Linked DNA regions of Homo sapiens: all the other regions are linked to region 2. The links are chromatin contacts, found by Hi-C or POLR2A ChIA-PET in ENCODE. All regions are on one chromosome and are shown on one strand. The core of a region is the stretch at or near the end of the contact, and the rest is flanking DNA. Distances in the headings are between cores, read along the strand shown.

Region 1 (2,700 bases), core at 79-2,578, 330 kb before region 2:
CTGCAAGTTAAAAAAAAAAATTAGAACCTTAGTTTGGAGGAACCTTAAAGGTCATGTCAACTGAAAAAATACGAAAGGAATGGTACTGAAAGGCATGAACATAACAGAGATTGAATGCTTTCTCCAGGTGGAGAGACTCCACAGTCTGGCAGGGACTTTTTGTCCTATTTAAAAATATAGCTAACACCAGTTTGGTGTTCTCTTTGGATGACAAGAGGGATCTGTCGTTTTAATGTCTTCTCTCGCAGCCCCCTCACCGCAGCCCCCTCACACCTGTGAGGCTTCTTTGACGTTGAGCGTGCACAACCCGCTGCCAGTCCGCGGTTCCCAAGTGCCCGCGCAGCCAGCTTGCAGGGGAGTTGTGCGCGGTGGCTACAGCCTGTTGATCCCACTTCCTCCTGCTCTAGTCCGGGCTAGGGAGTGGCTCTGCCAGGACTTCCAAGGCTTTTTGTCTCGGGTACTGGTGTTCGCATGGCTCGAGTGTATTGTTTTCTTCCAGGCAATCTCGGTTAGCGCTTCAGCTTAGACACTTCTTGTGCGTTCTGTCGTCTTGGGCTGCGTGTAGTCTCTTGTTTCTGCGCTTTCTCCACGCCCTTCCCAGTTTCCTGTTAGCCGAAGGGGATCGCTCTTTCTGAACGAAAAGTTCTCAGAGCGGAGCTGAACCTCCCGGAAAATGCTCTTCTCTTCCGTGTGCGCCGGATGGGGGTGGGGGTGGGCCAGAAACTGAACGCCGCCGTCAGGAGAGCTGAGGGGACCCGACGGCCCTGGCGGAGGCGGGAGAGGTACGGTCCTCGGAGTGGGGCTGGGGGTGGGGAAACCGACGAGGGGCAGCCCCCGACTGTCTTGGTGGCAGAGGGGACTTTTATTCAGCTGGAACCGCGCGGCGAGGCCCAAGTGTCTCTGGAGAGATTCGGGGTTCAGGAGGTGGCGGGTGCACCCAAGGGTGCTGGGAGGAAGCTCCAGGTTCCCATTCTTCCCCAGGGATCGGCGTTGCCCCTGCTGTCCAGAAGTGAGAGGGGGTGTGCGGGCATCGCCACTACGGGGTGGGCTGCAGAGGTTTCCTGCCTCCCCCACCCTCCTGTCCATCCTAGGGACCCAGACCGTAAGGGAGTGGAAGAGATGTTGCTCCAAACCCTGTCACCCCATCCTCTCTACCCGCGCTGGTCCTATCCGAGGCTGGGTGCGCAGGGGTCCGAGGCGGGCGGGGGTCCGTTACCTCTGCGTCCCACCGTGGCCGCCGCTCCGGCGGGAACCGAGCGGAGGAGCCGGGTGGACCCCTGCCTGGAGGGCGCCTGCCCCGGGCGACCCTTACCTCGCGGGGGTAGCTAGGGAAACGGAAGATGGCGGCGGCGGCCGGGCACGGGGTTCCGGGCTCCGCTCGGGCAGAGCCCACCCGCTGACCAACGCCGCCGCCCCCGCCGGGCGGTGCTGTGTCCCCGCAGGAGTCGGAGAGGATGGCAGGGGCCGGAGGCCAGCACCACCCTCCGGGCGCCGCTGGAGGAGCGGCCGCCGGAGCCGGCGCCGCGGTCACCTCCGCCGCTGCCTCGGCGGGGCCGGGAGAGGATTCGTCTGACAGCGAAGCGGAGCAAGAGGGACCCCAGAAACTGATCCGCAAAGTGTCTACCTCGGGGCAGATCCGGACCAAGGTAGGGCGGAGGAGGCGGGCCTGAGGGCCGCGTGGAAAGCGGGAGGTGGAGAGGGCGCGGGGGCGCTGGAACGCGCCGGGCGATCCCGGGAAGGCGGGGAAGGCGGGGAAGGCGGGGAAGGCGGGGAAGGCGGGGAAGGCGGGGAAGGCGGGGAAGGCGGGGAAGGCGGGGATGGTGAGACGGTGAGGCGGGGCGGGGCCTGGGGCGCGGGCGGGGCGGGGAGGGGTGGGGCGGGGCCCGGGGGCGCTGGACCGCGGTGCTGCGGGACGGATTCCCGGCGGCTGCGCGGGAGGCTGCGAGCCTGGGCTCCCAGGGAGTTCGACTGGCAGAGGCGGGTGCAGGGAACCCGCGGCTCGGCGGGAGCGTGGGAAAAAGCTGACGCGCAGTCGCGAGTTCCTACTTAGGGAACTTAAAAGGAGAGTTTCAATTTTTCTTCCCTGCCGTTCGGGGGAGCGTGCGCATGTGCTGGCCAACCAGCCTGCGCTGCAGTGAGCCCTGCTGCTTTCCCACTTAGGCCCACTCAGAGGGTGGGTGGAAGGTGACACCGGTCAGCCTTTCCTGCCCCTCTGCCTCCTGCTGCGGTCTGGAAGGCAGAAGCCCCGAGGCAGGCAAGTGGGACATGGTGTTCGCGGCTTAACCGCACCCTGCATGGCTCCAAGGGCTGGCCAGGCTTTCGTGTCGCAGGTTCCCGCCAAGTGCAGGCAGGGTTCAGAACCATGCGTCCATGGTTCTTTTTAATAATGAGAAGTTACCTCTGTGCTGTGTGGACATTAGGATGGTGTGTTACTCTTGTTAATGAAGCTTGTGCTGTCGACCTGTGAGGTCTCAAAGTTAATTTTTAATTTGATCATGAACATACCAAAGCAAATGCTTATGGATATTAAAGGATTTTTATGTATTCTAATTTTCATTGTAATTTAAAAATCTTCACAGAGAGAGTCTGTTATCAGTAGGGAAATTTAACGAGGATATTGAAAACGGAACCACAAAATCATTGGCTTGGGGTACCGTTTTTAAAAATAAATTTGCAAAAAATTCATTCTACAGTTATTTT
Region 2 (3,038 bases), core at 73-2,572:
TGCTGCAGATAAGAGCAACATTCTAGGGAATGTTGCTAGGGCAACAAGTGGAAACACTTGGAAAAGTGTATTTGGCTCTATAGAAATTAGATTTAATTTTTTTTAAAAACAGAAGATGATCCTGGGTCCCTGGAGGACCTCATGGAGCAGAGTCAGCTTCTTGGCCTTGCCTTACCCACAACCTATGTGCTCCTCTGTTAAAAGGAAATATTTTTCCATTCTGCTTGAGGCACTGTGTTTTGTGTAACTTTGCTACAGCAACTTGGGCTATGCCCTAATACTAGATGTGTTCTAAATTTTCCACACTTGCTGTTTTCCCATTGGATGAAGGGCTTGTGAGACACAGCATATGTTAAAAAAAAAAAAAAGACTTCTCTATTACTCTTTTTCAAGGTGGCAGACAAAGTTCAAATTCACATTATAGGCTCTTTTAGTATATTACATGTCCTCAGCACTGGTACTTGGTTCCCTCCCTCCCTCCCTTCCTTCCCTCCTTCCTTTTTTCCTTCCTTCCCCTCCTTCCTTCCTCCCCCCACCCCCTTTGTCTTTCTTTCTTGAGACAGGGTCTAGCTCTGTTGCCCAGGCTGGAATACAGTACGTCCCATCCTTGCTCACTGCAGCCTCGAACATCTGTGCTCAATGAATCCTCCTGCCTTAGTCTCCTGAGTAGCTAGGACTGTAGGAGCATGCCACCATGCCAAGCTAATTTTCTATTTTTGTAGAAATTGGGTCTTACTATGTTGCCCAAGCCGGTTTTGAACTCCCTGCTCTTGACCTCCCAAAGAGTTGGGATTACACACGTGAGTCACTGTGCCTAGCCAGTACTCAATTTCATTTTGAAAGTTGTATTTCTGTTTTATTTTTGTTAAATGGAATTAAAATGTCTGTGCAGTGTCTATCATAACCTAGTACAAAAGCAATAAAACTATTGTAAGCACTAAGCAATGTGGTCATTATTGACTTCTTTTTCTAGCAAAGGAAAGAGATAGGAAAATGGCTTTTGCATGGGGAATTTAATGTGTCACAGAAAATGATATAGAAGATAATGTAAATTGTGATGATGTGAACGCGGAGTAGTTTGTGTCGAGCATGATGGCCAATGGCAGCTAACTATGCCCTTCTGGAAACAGATGCACCCCTTTGCGTATATCAAATCTCCAAGCTGCACTGCACCAAAAGAACCCTGGGCACCATGTTACTTAGCTGGAAGGAAATGGGGAAGCTGTGGGAACCCCTATAAAACTCCCTCTGACATATTTAGCCTGTGGCTTGTGGGTATTCACTCAAACTCCAGGAGTGTGGGTTACCTTTAGTCAAATCTGAAGGAGTTTTGCATCTGTCACCCAATGCAGAGCTGAAGGAGAGGGAGCAGGTGTGAAATACAACCCAGACTTCCTTTTTAGTCCCAGTGGGGGTACATTTTTGTCTCACTGTTACCCTTGGTAACTCTGGGATGGTAAATAGTGAGATGAGTAATTCAGAAAGTGGAAACGGAAAGTGTTACTATATCTGCTACGAAGCTTTGCATCAGAAAAGTACTTCCTTTGCTTCTAAAGAGACTTGAAGAGTTTTGGGCTTCTTCTTCTTCTCTCTAGGTAGCTTTTTATTATCTCATGTTATAGTTACTTACATAAACGTATTGCTGGGAATTCTAGTAGCACAGGGATTATAGGAGTTTCCTGTGATTTAACTAAATCACTGGTGTCTTCAATACCATGTCCATGCTTCCCCCACAAACATCAGAGAAAATGACTTCTTGGCATGGGAAGTTTATGAGTCCAGAAATAATCTATATTTAGTATTTTTGGCATGGAGCCCTCCATAATCTGGCTCCAGGCTGCCTTATTCCTAGGCTCTGCCTCTTCCCTCCGTGTGATATCATATCAGATGGCAGAGGCAATGGAACCATCAGACTAGATTGTGGTTTTGGGCCACAAAGCATGACCCATCAGTCTTTCAGATTCTTAGTAGATGGGATGACCCCATGAGCTTTACCACCATAATTTTATTTTTACACCCATGAAAGTCATGGGCACTAGTTGGTGAGATCCAGAGGCCAATCCTGAGGTCCTGAGATGGTTCTCCAGGAGGGAGGTGCGTAGGAAGTGAGAGGTCACACTGTCTTCTCACACTAACCTCAGCCTCAGGGTGTGAGGCCAGCTTCAGAGGGGAGACCACAGTTCTGGGGCCCAGCCGTTTCAGCCACTGCCTTCTTGCCTTCTTTACTAAGGTCGTTAACAAGCATACTCATTAGTGGCAATTTCCCTGGTGGTTTTTGTGATGTGGGATTTGTTTGCTATGAAATGGCTGAATCCGCAAATCATTTAAAATAGTCAATCCTACTGGAGATAGAAATAACTCCTTGCCTGTGTTGATCCTAGCTAGTGACCAGTGTCCAGGAGGTGAAATCTTGGGAAGAGAGGCCTGGGCTTCTGACTCAGCAGAAACCACCGTCTTGACATTTTTAGTCTTTTCTTTGGTCTTGTCCTACTATAGAGACTTCTTTCTACAGGCCAGATTTGACAAAATAGCCCTACCAAATCATAATCAGAGGTGCACCAGCCACCCTCCCCCAATAAATTTGGCCTTATTTCTTGTTACCCTGATGATGCTCAGGATTCATAATACATATCTCTAAGGAATCTCCAGATTTGTATAATACTTGAAACAGAATATCCAAGAAGAGGAGAAAAAGAAATGGCTACAATAGATCAGTCCTCCACCAGGAGTGGCTTGAATCTCAGGGGAGGTTTGACAATGTCTGGAGACATTTTTGGTTTTCACAACAATGGGAAGGGGGTTTGTACCACTGGTGTCTAGTGGGAGGTCCCAGGAAGCTGCTAAATGTCTTACAACATGCAGGACAGTCCTCTACAACAAAGAACTATTCAGTCCAAAATGTCAATAAGGCTGAAACCCTGAAATAGAGGAAGACAAAGAGGTCTTCATATATCCTGCAGTTTAAGAAATGGGTTTTAAATATTTACTGAGCATCTATTATGTATATAAATGGTGCTTTTTTTATGAGATGGTCCAAG
Region 3 (2,700 bases), core at 119-2,618, 460 kb before region 2:
GGCATTTGGAAAATGTCTGGGAGTACTTTGGGTTGTTGTAAAGCTTTGGGAAATGAGAAATAATTTGGTACACCACTGATATTTTGTGATGGTAAATGCAATGACCAAGATGGTCTCATCCTGCCCAGTATGTCAATGGCACCATAGTTGAGAAATATTGTGTAGTCATTATTTTTTCTCAAGGCCTCTGTTGCCTGCACACCACTAATGAGTTTGTCACAATTAAGCCCAGAGAAAGAGTTTCTCTCTATTTCCTTTACCTTCTGAAAGATAAAACTTTTAGCGAGGAAATCAGTAGAGAATAAGTTCTACCTTTAGAGTAAGTCTGTAGGAGTTGTCAGGATATCTAAGGCTCTCATCATCACATTCCAATTTTACATAAGTTTCTTAATACATATAAGCTACTTCTGAATCCCATGGCTGGCCTTGTAGTCTATGGCATACCTTCACAAAGAAAATACATTTTCCCTGCTTTTATTCTCCCTCAATAACAATACTAATAATGGCTATAATTTATTGCATTCCTATCAGGTACCAGGTAAACATACAAACGATTTTTCACATAGGATCTCATAACAATTCTAGAAAGCAGCAGACCTATTGTATAAAGACACAGATTCAAGACAGATTGGCTGGGTTCAAATTCCAACTCTACTATTTACTAGCTATGTAACCTTAATCAAGTTATTTAACCTCTCTGCTCAGTTTCCTCATCTGTATAATAGATACAATTGTACTTACTTATAAAGTTGTTATGAGGATTATATTAAGCACTTAGAACAGTGTCTAATAACAGTAAATGCTGTGTTTGTTAAATACTCATTACTCCCATTTTACAATAAGAAAATCAAAATTGGAAATGTAGTATCATTTGTCTATAGCTGCTAAGTCCATAAACCAAGATTTATACCTAAGTTGTTTAAGTCCAAAACTTGTATTTCAGTCATTATGTTCTACAGTCCCTCCAAAAGCTTTTCAACAGGTGTCCAGCTTCAGGTGCAAGACTTTCCCTACAAGTGTGGACCTCTCAGGGCTACATCAAATTTAGCAGACTTGCTGTTCCAGCCATTAGTTCTACTTCTTTTTGGTGGTATCAATGGTATGTTTTATTCCTTTTATTAAAATTTCAAAGTTATTTTGTAATGAATATTATGTTATCAGAGGATCTACTTCTCAAAGAAAATCCAACTTTCACTTATTCATGTTTTAGTATAGCGTATTTTACCAAAAAGCATGTCTATATTTAATTTGTCAGGAAATTGCACTAAACTACTGAAAGAAAGCATCATGCAGTGCTATGTGGTATCTGTGGTATATTTTACATTAATGCTTGAAACTAGCTGTATTTTTAGAATGGCCTCAAGAAAACATGAGTCATACTTAAAAGCACGCCAGAAATAGAAACAAGATTCAAGACTGTACATTACGAACATCTGCAAAACAAAGTGCCAAACTGCCATGCATAACCTAATATAAACATAGCACAGTACACGAGAGAAATCCCCAACTTCAATGTTTTCAGGCACAAAATGCTACCTTCCAGGAGTCCACATAATAATAAACCGATGTCAAAATAATCCCAAAGAGCTTGATCCTATATTCTAAGATTCCTTTTCTATGTAAAGATAAAAACATGTAGTTCATACTGGCCTAAATCCCTGATTCAATTCCTAACCAATATTTGTTTTCAAAAAATATGTACTATTTTTTGCCCAGCCATATTCAAAGGCTTTAAAGTAATTTTATCATAGTTATCTAAATTATAATTTTCTCCCTTCATGAACTCAAATTTTCATACATATAAAAGTTAAAATTAAAATTCTAGAAAATTAAGCATAGGTCAGATTCTATTATAATAAATCCTTCAAAACTGTTGATGTTTTCTTAGTATCCCAAAAAGCAGCATAATATAATGGAGGAAAAAAAAAAGTCTTTGAAGCCAGACAGACCTACTGTGATTTTTCATCCTGTCTTTTATCCATGTCCTTAGACAAGCATTTTGACTCTTTCAGGTCTGTTTCCTTATTTTCTTTTTTAAATTTTTTAAATTATACTTTAAGTTCTGAGATACATGTGCAGAACACGCAGATTTGTAGTTTCCTTATTTTCAAAATAAAGATAATAATACTTATTGAGTATGGTTTGTGAGGATTATAGGTAAAGCACCATGCCCAGTCCCTCAGCCAATGAGAACCAGGTACGGGAGAATTATTCAAGTCTCATCCTCACCTGCAAACTCCTATCTCTGCTGTGTACCCTGGACACCAGGCTGTATAGTGTGGATTTGGTGGATATGAATAGGCTCCTGAGTTTACACTCAAATTACCTGCTGGGCCTAGAGGCAAATCTGAAGAATAAGGGAGAAAGGAACCCAGTACTTACTACATCCTCACTGGTAAAGCCTATGTTAGAGTACTTTCACTTGACATTTCATTACCATTTCATCACCCCACAAAATAGCTCAGAAAGAATCTACATCTAGGCCCATAACATGCCCCTGAATTTGATTTTTCTACCACATCACAACACAAGATTTCAAAGGAAGCATGACTAACCTCCTCACTGCAACTACGTGCTCATCTGCTAAACTTTCCCCTATTTACCATGTAACATTCTGTAGTTAGATATAATGGACATGAAGGGTGAAAATATTTAGCACCAAAGTCCTCATTATTTACAACACGAACTAACTGAACTAAA
Region 4 (3,022 bases), core at 39-2,538, 490 kb after region 2:
CTGGCGAGGAACAACCTGGGGAGGAAGGGAGAGGTCAGATGGGTCTGCAGAAAAGGAAGATTAGAAAGACTCAGCGACACTTGGGGTTGGTACTGAGGGGACAGGCGGGAGGGAAAGAAGGAAGATTTGGGACGAGTTGCACTGGTCACAGAGACTAGGAAGGGACTGATGTGTAAAAGAATGCCTGGACGTCAGGCACCTCAGACTGTTTGCCTATTTTACGACAAGAATTATTGAATTTTGCAGGATGGAAAAATTCAAAGTGCCATTTTCTGGCTATTTGGAACTACTGTCGAGTTTGTATTGGGGTCAAGCAGCATTGCAGAAGAAAATAAGGCATTTAGGTTTTAGGTCAGATGTGAGTTGAAGAGGTTTTAAGTTTTTGAGAACACAGGCTAAGGGAGAAGAAGGAGGAATGGAAGGTGGAAGCTTACCCATAGTGAAGGAGGCAAGCCCAGAGAAAAGAGTAGAGACAGGGAGAAGGGGCGGAGGGTTCTTGCCCTCCAGGAAAGCAGAGAAGGGGTTGGGGCAGGGAAATAAGGGATTGGGGCACAGAGATAAGAGGTCAGGGTGCAGAAATAAGTGATTGGGGCACAGAGATAAGAGGTTGGGGTGCGGCGGAAATAAGCGATTGGGGGGTTCTTGCCCCCTAGGAAAGCGGGACTTGCCGCTAAGGGTGAAGGAGAAGGGGTTGAGGGGTACTTGCCCCTGCCCCAGGAAAGCAGCACTTGCTGCTAAGGGTGAAGGGGAAGGGGTTGAGGGGTACTTGCCCCTGCCCCAGGAAAGCGGGACTTGCCGCTAAGGGTGAAGGACCAAGGCAGGCGTCCCTGCATGGTCTGACACCCTTGAAACGTGAGTGTATACTCAGAGAGGCGTCCCTGCAATGATCAAACACCAAGGGAAGGCTGCCTTCCCAGTCCGTGACCGGCGCCGGAGTTTTGGGTTCACGGATAAAACATGTCTCTTTTGTCTCTACCAGAAAATGAAAGGAATTGAAATTAAGAGAAGGGAGAGATTGAAGTGTGGCGCCACGATTGAAAGGAGAAAGAGGTTGAGGGATAGTGAGGGAGGTTGGAGAAGAGAGTAAAAAGAGGCCGCTTACCGGATTTGAAATTGGTGAGATGTTTCTTGGGCTGGTCGGTCTGAGGACCTGAGGTCGTAGGTGGATCTTTCTCATGGAGCAAAGAACAGGAGGACAGGGGATTGATCTCCCAAGGGAGGTCCCCCAATCCGAGTCACAGCACCAAATTTCATGCGCGTCCGTGTGAAGAGACCACCAAACAGGCTTTGTGTGAGAGCAGTAAAGCTGTTTATTTCACCTGGGTGCAGGTGGGCTGAGTCCGAAAAGAGAGTCAGCGAAGGGAAATAAGCGTGGGGCCGTTTTATAGGATTTGGGTAGGTAAAGGAAAATTACAGTCAAAGGGGGTTTGTTCTCTGGCGGGTAGGAGTGGGGGTCGCAAGGTGCTCAGTGGGGGTGCTTTTTGAGCCAGGATGAGCCAGGAAAAGGACTTTCACAAGGTAATGTCATCAGTTAAGGCAAGGACCAGCCATTTACACTTCTTTTGTGGTGGAATGTCATCAGTTACGGTGGGGCAAGGCATATTCACTTCTTTTGTGATTCTTCAGTTACTTCAGGCCATCTGGGCGTATACGTGCAAGTCACGGGGGATGCGATGGCTTGGCTTGGGCTCAGAGGCCTGACAGTAACACGTTTTAACTTTGCAAAAAATGTTTTGGCATTAATGGGCTCAAAAAGTGAAAGGAAATGTGTAATGGAAAATCAAATACTTTGTTCATGAGAATGTTAATGACAAACCTATAAATCCCAAAATGTTTATCAACACTTACCATGGGGGCTATATGACATCACTCACCACATGAAAAATAGAAAACACGAATCTGCTAAACTATTAGTATCTACTCTCATTCGAGAGTACATTTGAGATACATACTGTGCATGAACATGAGGACTTGACACGTGCAGACAAGGAAAGTATCCTGTGAAGCATGGCTTTTCATTTGGATCAAATGACTGCCTCTCTAAATCTGCACTCTGTGTCTGTTGTACACATACAAAAAGTGAAGCTGATGGGGTTCAGGGCATGCTGCTCCAAAATATGGTTCCTTGGCGTATTGAATATTTTAAACGGAAGAAATTTGAGGAAAACAGCAGAAGCGGGAAAGTGTCTCTGACTTTCCCCCAGCCTCCTTCCCTGATGCAGTTCATAAAACCTAGGAAAGATTTTCTGACCTTCCCCTGAAAGAGGTCATAGACTCTCATGTAAGATGTGCCCTCTCTATGCCAGGAAGAAAGGAACATCCTTATCCCTGAAAACAAAAGGTCACAGAAGGGAAACTGAACAAACTGGCCTTGCTGAGTTTCCCCAGTTTATAATCATCATGTCATACTTTTCACCCTATTATATTTCTCTATGACTCTCCTCTCTTCATCAAACCCAGCATAAAAATACACAGGTTTAAAAAATACACAGGTTTAACTGTTTCTTCAGGTATTTATTTCCTTATGAAAGCTCCCATTTCATGTAAAATGCATGTTAAATAAACATGTAAGCTTTTCTCTGGTTCATCTGTCTTTTGTTATAGGGGCCTCAGCCATGAACCTAAGATGGAGAGAGGAAAAGCTGGTCTCCTCCCCTACAAAGCGATAGATGGTAAGGTGCTGGATCCAATGGCAGAAAAAAAAGTTTCAAACAATTAAATGATGCCACTTTTATAGAAATGGAGTCAGATGCTTCATATTGGAAAACAGTTATTTTCAACAATGATTCCTTTTATTTTCATCCAATTCATGGTATCAAAGTAAAACATTTGGAATTTTATTTTGCTGACGGTAAAAACATCTGATATTACTAGAGTGAGATGTCATTGTAAATCCAGTTAAATGAATCAGTGCTATCATAAATTGTTTTTAAAAGTTCAAACTAAAGTTATCTTTGTGTCATAATTAAGTACAAATTTTGGCATAGCACAGTGTCATTGTAAAAGCATGTTTTTTCTAAAG

Evidence for each region. A loop is a pair of places that touch in the nucleus more often than their neighbours do. ChIA-PET counts read pairs that join two places held with the same protein, here RNA polymerase II (POLR2A). Pooled maps may share reads with other maps.
Region 1: a loop to region 2 is called in a map with no recorded cell type, with 4 times the contacts of the local background. The contact joins the promoter of DGKH here to the enhancer-like site in region 2. A Hi-C loop is called at or near these places in 2 of 37 single-sample maps with no recorded cell type and 4 of 50 pooled maps.
Region 3: a map with no recorded cell type shows a loop between it and region 2 (18-fold over the local background). The contact joins two enhancer-like sites. A Hi-C loop is called at or near these places in 11 of 37 single-sample maps with no recorded cell type and 10 of 50 pooled maps. POLR2A ChIA-PET finds 5 or more read pairs at or near these places in 1 of 52 experiments (activated T-cell).
Region 4: a map with no recorded cell type shows a loop between it and region 2 (4-fold over the local background). The contact joins the promoter of LINC00428 here to the enhancer-like site in region 2. A Hi-C loop is called at or near these places in 3 of 37 single-sample maps with no recorded cell type and 4 of 50 pooled maps. POLR2A ChIA-PET finds 5 or more read pairs at or near these places in 1 of 52 experiments (WTC11).

What each region holds. Positions count from the first base shown.
Region 1 is chr13:42,047,320-42,050,019 of GRCh38, forward strand. DGKH (diacylglycerol kinase eta) reads left to right here and starts at 1,329. Exons shown (of 30, transcript NM_178009.5): 1 at 1,329-1,646. The coding sequence starts at 1,455. RefSeq lists an enhancer at 476-565 and a silencer at 1,106-1,635.
Region 2 is chr13:42,376,494-42,379,531 of GRCh38, forward strand. No RefSeq gene overlaps it. Among named protein-coding and RNA genes, the nearest start is that of LINC02341, 47 kb to the right of the region's middle. RefSeq lists an enhancer at 1,516-1,595. Within about 2 kb of position 1,323, at least 5 of the 41 ENCODE cell types and tissues checked have a DNase peak (open chromatin) inside an H3K27ac peak, as active enhancers do.
Region 3 is chr13:41,915,388-41,918,087 of GRCh38, forward strand. All of the region lies in intron 2 of VWA8 (von Willebrand factor A domain containing 8), which reads right to left. Among named protein-coding and RNA genes, the nearest start is that of VWA8, 44 kb to the right of the region's middle. RefSeq lists enhancers at 1,309-1,388, 2,498-2,617. Within about 2 kb of position 1,369, at least 6 of the 41 ENCODE cell types and tissues checked have a DNase peak (open chromatin) inside an H3K27ac peak, as active enhancers do.
Region 4 is chr13:42,871,456-42,874,477 of GRCh38, forward strand. It overlaps LINC00428 (long intergenic non-protein coding RNA 428), which reads right to left and starts at 1,289. Exons shown (of 5, transcript NR_126389.1): 1 at 1,103-1,289. RefSeq lists an enhancer at 1,196-1,984.